Linked DNA regions of Homo sapiens: region 1 is linked to region 2. Evidence: chromatin loops called from intact Hi-C (ENCODE). Cell type or tissue: prostate gland. All regions are shown on one strand. Links, peaks and the distances in the headings refer to the core of each region. The heading gives the core; the rest is flanking DNA. Region 1 has its middle 19 kb from the start of REV3L. Region 2 has its middle 54 kb from the start of TRAF3IP2.

The links. Peaks named below come from ENCODE experiments on the same cell type or tissue, not always from the same donor. Only the 100,000 strongest peaks of a DNase experiment are listed, where the experiment ranks them.
Region 1: a loop joins it to region 2, with 2.5 times the contacts of the local background. A loop is called at or near these places in 6 of 110 quality-filtered maps.

The regions. Positions count from the first base shown.
Region 1 is chr6:111,501,077-111,503,990 of GRCh38, reverse strand. It overlaps TRAF3IP2-AS1. Among named protein-coding and RNA genes, the nearest start is that of REV3L, 19 kb to the right of the region's middle. In prostate gland, for the core only: no CTCF peak of the experiment used is centred there; no DNase peak of the experiment used is centred there.
Region 2 is chr6:111,550,364-111,553,277 of GRCh38, reverse strand. It overlaps TRAF3IP2-AS1. Among named protein-coding and RNA genes, the nearest start is that of TRAF3IP2, 54 kb to the left of the region's middle. RefSeq lists enhancers at 1-496, 1-2,793. In prostate gland, for the core only: no CTCF peak of the experiment used is centred there; DNase peaks (open chromatin) are centred at 767 and 1,607; H3K27ac peaks cover 2,381 bases.

The DNA of each region.
Region 1 (2,914 bases), core at 307-2,806, 49 kb after region 2:
CTACTGTGTGGTCTTTCACTGCACTATACTTTAAACAGAAAAAGGCCTCCTCAAGGGCAAGTCCTGCTTCAAATGTCCCCTTCCCCTCCTGACTACAGAATAATGTGTTTGTGTAGTATACGATTACACCAGACAAGACTGTGAACACATGTGATTTACTCAATGATCCTATTCTGCTTCCTTTTAAAGATAAAGAATGCATTTAAGTCGATTGTGTGTGAGACTGTGGTAATTCCTTAGAAGCCTCCATTCAAACAGAGAATAATATTACCTTATTTTAAAACATTAAGAGCATAGCTATTTTCCTGGTCTTCATTTTCCTTCCAGACAACAACATTAATACTTTCATTTATTTTAGAATAGACAAGTGTAACACGAGTGATTATTTTAAAACAGTTTTAATTTTTCTTTGTATAAGCAAGATGCCCCCATAAAACATTCACTTTTCAAAAACCTTTATATGCAAATAACTTACAAAAATCTGTGTAAGATAAAAGAAACAACTAAAACCAGACAGGCACCACCACCACAGATCCTAATAGCAGGCCAGATCAAGATGCAGATCTCCTGAAAACAAGCTGCTCACATTCCCAGAACCACAACCCCCTGGGGGTGGAATCTTGTCTTCTTTAACTCGCTGGGTGGTAGAGCCCATAGGAATTACTCAAACTATGAAAATCCCAAAGCATGGTCACCTACAGGGAAATGAGACAGATATGACTTGAGCATAATTATTTTCTTCTAATAACAGTTAAAGAAAACAACCTTAAATAGTAAAAGTTGTGTGAGCTTCAACAGGTAGATAATTGTGTTTGTTTTTACCAAACATAGCATTTGTTAGCTTACCAAGGAGGAAAATATACAATGTATTGTTGCCATTTTTTCTTTAAAATAATATTCTCTAGGGCACACATATATAGTGATTATAGATACACTTAACCAGACATAGTGTTCTTGGTATTTCACATGGTTTATTTCATTTAATCTTCACAATAACCTTATGAGGTAAGAACCAATTTTTTTTTTTTTTTTTTTGAGACACAGTCTCGCTCAGTCGCCCGGGCTCGAGTGCAATGGCGTGATCTTGGCTCACTGCAACCTCTGCCTCCCAGGTTCAAGCGATTCTCCTGCCTCAGCCTCCCAACTACCTGGGATTACAGGCGCATGCCACCATGCCTGGCTAAATTTTGTATTTTTAGTGGAGACGGGGTTTCACCATGTTCGCCAGGCTAGTCTCGACCTCCTGACCTCAAGTGATCCACCTGCCTCAGCCTCCCAAAGTGCTGGGATTACAGACATGAGCCACTGTGCCCGGCCCCAAGAACCATCATTATTACTATTTTTCAAATAAAGAGCGAAGACACAGGGAAGTTAAATTACTTGGCCAAGATCACACAACCAGAATTCAAAACCAAGTATCTTGTCTCCAGAGCTCTTACTTTTAATTTAGTAAAAGTAAATGTGAAATTGGATTTTTAACCCCGTTATCATACAGAACCATTCCTCCAAGATTGTAAATTCTGAGTTTCTTCCCTGTGAACTTCTACCTCTTTGACTCATTGTGACTGCCAAACTCTCAGTCCCTTCTAATTCATCTTCTGGTTTCACCTGCTTTCATTTACAGCCTGGACTCTAGTCATTTCAATTATGCCCAAATCTCCTGCTCAGTCCTCACCAGCTAGAGCCAAACCAAAGTGGTCCCTTGTACCAGCAATCTCTGCTATTACTCTTCTTAGCAGTGATTCAATCAAGAAAAGTCATGCTGCTTCTTTTTAAGTGAGTTCACTACTGCTCAGCAATCCTTTCACTGACACTACACAGCATCTATAGCAGCGGTTCCGAACTTTTTCTAGGACTAAATCCCTGAATATACCCATCTATCCCTTTATAGATTACTTTACCATGGATTTATTTAAAATTCATCCGAAGTAGGGTTGCCATATAAAATACAGGATGCCTAGTTAAATTTGAATTTACAATAATAAAGAAAAATTTTAGTTTAAAGTTATGTCCCAAATATAGAAACACGTAAATAGTATTTAAGATAACAAAAAATACCAAATGTACCGAGCCAAATATTGCATGAGACATACTTAAATACTAAAAAAAATTGTTCATCTAAAATTCAATTTTAACTGGGCATCTTGGATTTTAATTTGTTAAATTTAATCCAATCAAATTCCCTTCTTTCCATTCCCAGAAGTATCTTTTCTGTTTTCAAAGGTTAATTCTCTGAACTTTTATTTGTCTTTCTCCTTACTTCTCTTTCTTCCTCATTCTACATATTCCTTCTTTGTACTTTCAAGCATGTTCGGGTCATCTCTACTGTGTGTTGTTTTGAGACAGGGTCTTGCTTTGCTGCCTCCCATGCTAGAGTGCAATGGTGCAATCATAGCTCACTGAAGCCTCAAATTCCTGGGCTCAAACAATCCTCCCGCCTCAGCCTTCCCAGTAGGTGGGACTACAAGCACGTGCCATCACACCTGGCTAATTTTAAATTTTTTTTGGAGAGACAGGGTCTCCCTATGTTGCCCAGACTGGTCTCAAACTCCTGGGCCCTCCCATCTCGGCCTCTCAAAGTGTTGGGATTATAAGCAAGAGTCACCACTCCTGGCCTCCTACTGTGGTATTAAGCGTCCCAATTCTTCATCCCTCTATGAATCCATGCCCTTTGCCATGTCACTTTGCAAGTTCTCTAAAGAGGAGAATTCTGTTTCTCTGCTCCTTGAATACGGGCTTGGCCACATAAATTGCTTTGGTCACTAGAATGAGGGAGAAGTGCTAGTGTCAGTTTGGAGTCCATGTGTTTGTGTTTGCCGCCACCCCCAATTTTTTTTTCTTTTTTTGGGAGAGTCTCACTCTGTCGCCCAGGCTGGAGTGCAGTGGCGCAAACAGGTTCAGGTGATTCTCCTGC
Region 2 (2,914 bases), core at 104-2,603:
CCTTTTGAGGGAGGCTGCACGAGGCACTTTAGCATACAAAGGAGCCTCGCTCAGTCAACACAGCTGGCATGCTGGGAGGTATTGTGCCCAGGCAGGATAGCATGTTCCTAACTGCATATGACTTCTTCCATTTTCTATTGGAAAATGCTTTAGGATAGGATCACTTTTGGATAGGGTACTTGGCGGCAGGTGGGTGGCTTTTGCAGACCCTGGCAGTCACATGTTGCCAACTCACTGTGCATTTGCTCCCAAATTCTTAGCCTCAAGCAAGCAGGTGGGATCTGTAAGAGGAACACTCAGTGTACTTTAGTTTTCTACTTAACTTTTCAAGGAATATAGGAGCATGGGTCCAGGTTATAGGTATTGGGTGATTAGGAAGTGATATTTGAGGCTTTGCTAAACAATGAAAGTCTTGGACCAAAGTGTACCTGGGCAGAGGTGACCATGTTCTGGGCCTGCCTGCTTTTTTTCTAGAAACTCTCTTATGGAAGGAGTAACTGCAGCCCCCAGATCTCCCAGGGCTTGTAAACGAAAACCATAAGGGCACACATTTCTTGTCCCTTGCCTGACCTCCCTTTGCTCCCTTCACCAGGAAGGGGCTGATGGAAATCGGCAGCTGGGGAGAGAGGGGAGAGGGAGGGAGCTAGCGCGCGAGAGAACTCATGCCTGATGGATCCCATTAGGCTTAGCGTGCAAAGCAAGTTGAGATGAAGTAGCTGCTCTGGTATGCATCCAAAACTGCTGTTCTATTTTTAGTCCCTCCCGCGTGCTTCTTAGGCTCGCGTTGTATGCGCCTGGGCACCTGGATCAGCAGCAAAACATGGAACTGAGCCACTCATTTGTAAAAGTGGAAGGCAGGAGGCCATTGATGCAGGGCTTGTTTATTGCTGACAGGGAAGAGGGACCTGGAATGTTAATGAGGGTGGCTCTCTGAAGCATGCCTTCATGCTTAGCAAGGAGTTCAAAGGAGAAGGCAGACTCAGTCCTGTGCTGAACAAATGTGAACCGTTGATAGAGGGAAGGAGAAATCAATTATGCTGTCGCAGGCTTCCATGTCATTGTGTTGGAGTTGTTAGAAAAGGTAGGACAAGGACCAGATCCCAAAAGGAAACAAAGCCACATGGCCTTGAAGTATAACGAGTTTGCCATGGCAACTGATGGAAATGAGCCTCCCCGGCACCGAGCAGGTGTGTTATCTTACAGAATAAACACACTTCTCTCACTCCCTGGTTTTTATAATAAAACCTGTGTTTGGATTACTTTCCCCTCCTCTTTGTTACCCAGAGAAGTTGGCTGTTGCTCAATTAACCCAAGGCTCCGGTGAGGGAAATGTAATCAGTGTTATCAAAAGGGCTGCTTTTGAAAAGGCTGGCGCTAGACTTGGCTGCCAGCCTCATCGTCGAGCAGCAGCTGGGCCGCAGGTACCTGCCTGGCCTTTGCCACCTTCCAGGCGATGCCCTCCACTGCAAACCACTTGTTCTTGCCTTCACTGAGGTGTTAACAGTGAGGCCGGGCTCTCACACTGGGCAGTGGTCAAAAGCTGCATTCTTCTCAGGAGAGGAGAAACAGGTTTACGTGAGGCTGGGACCAGACCAATTTTCAGCATGCTGTATTGTCTGGGCTATGGGCCAAGGGTTCCTTGAGTTCAGGGATTAACTGATTCTATCTTCCAATCTGTTGTTATCTACAAGGTTCAGTTACTCAGAAACTTGAAGAAAGCTGCTACTTTCCTGAGATTTAAATTCCTCTCAGATGGGTTCTGGGGTGGTAGAGTCTCATGTCTGAAATGTACACAAATGGGGAGATTTTATAAAATCCTCTTGAGTTAAAAAAGTTTACTTTTAATTTTTACGAGGCCAAAATAACAATAAAGTTCAATAGCTATATTTTCATTGCTCTCATTTGTAATTAAAAAGTCCACTTTAGCTTCAAACTGATTTTCAAAATAAGATGCCCGTTCTCCATGGGCTCCTAGAACACAGATGGTTTCCAAACAAGACTGTGGTAAAACCAATGACCTGCGGAGAAATTCTCCAGCCAGGGCCAGCCAGCTGAGGGCTGCGCGTCAAGCAGCAGCCTGTGCTCGGCAGCACTAAGGGCCCTTCTCTGCTTCTGCCTGTGTTCCTACTTCCCTCCAACCAGATGCCCGGCACCACCCCCCTTACCCCTTCCATCAAGCCCTAGCCTCCCGATGATGCCTTGGCTGCCCCTTCACATGTCACCTTACCTTTGACCCTAAGAAGAAAAAAATGTCTGCCTGAAGAGCTAATTCCACCTACGGCATCAGTGGTGAAAAGGGTTTCATGGGATAATCCTCCAAGCCAAAACAGTATCCCAAGGCTTAGGCACTAAACCTCCCCACTCTTATTCCTAACACAACCATCAGACCCTCACCCAGATCACATTTACTCTTACTTTATATACATGGTTCTAACAAGAGCAATTTTCTGTTTTTCTAACGCTTGGTAGGTTAGAAGTTGCCAGTTTAGCAGGACAATAGGGAAGAAGGGTTAGAGGACCAGCATCTTGATGGAAATGACAGCTGACATTTTGACAAGGTGGTTTTGTCATGAAAATATTAATATTTTGAAGCACCCTGAAAAGCACTAGTAAATATTCAGCTTTTAAAAAAATCACTAAGTAATGTTTGTAAAAGCAAGCTTACCTCTAATTTTCACCCAGGTCAAATCAAAACAGCCACATTAAAATGTCCAGCTTCATTGGTTCAGATCATGTACTATAGCAATAAACACCCCTCAGAAGTCACTGATAACATCACAGCTTTCACAGCAAGTGACTGGTTTTAAAAACAATATCTTTAATCATCTGGAAAAGGTTACATCATGTTTTCTCTATTTTGTTTAAGAAGGTCATTGTTCATCTCATTTAAAAGGTTTCCTTAAGGTGAAGCCAT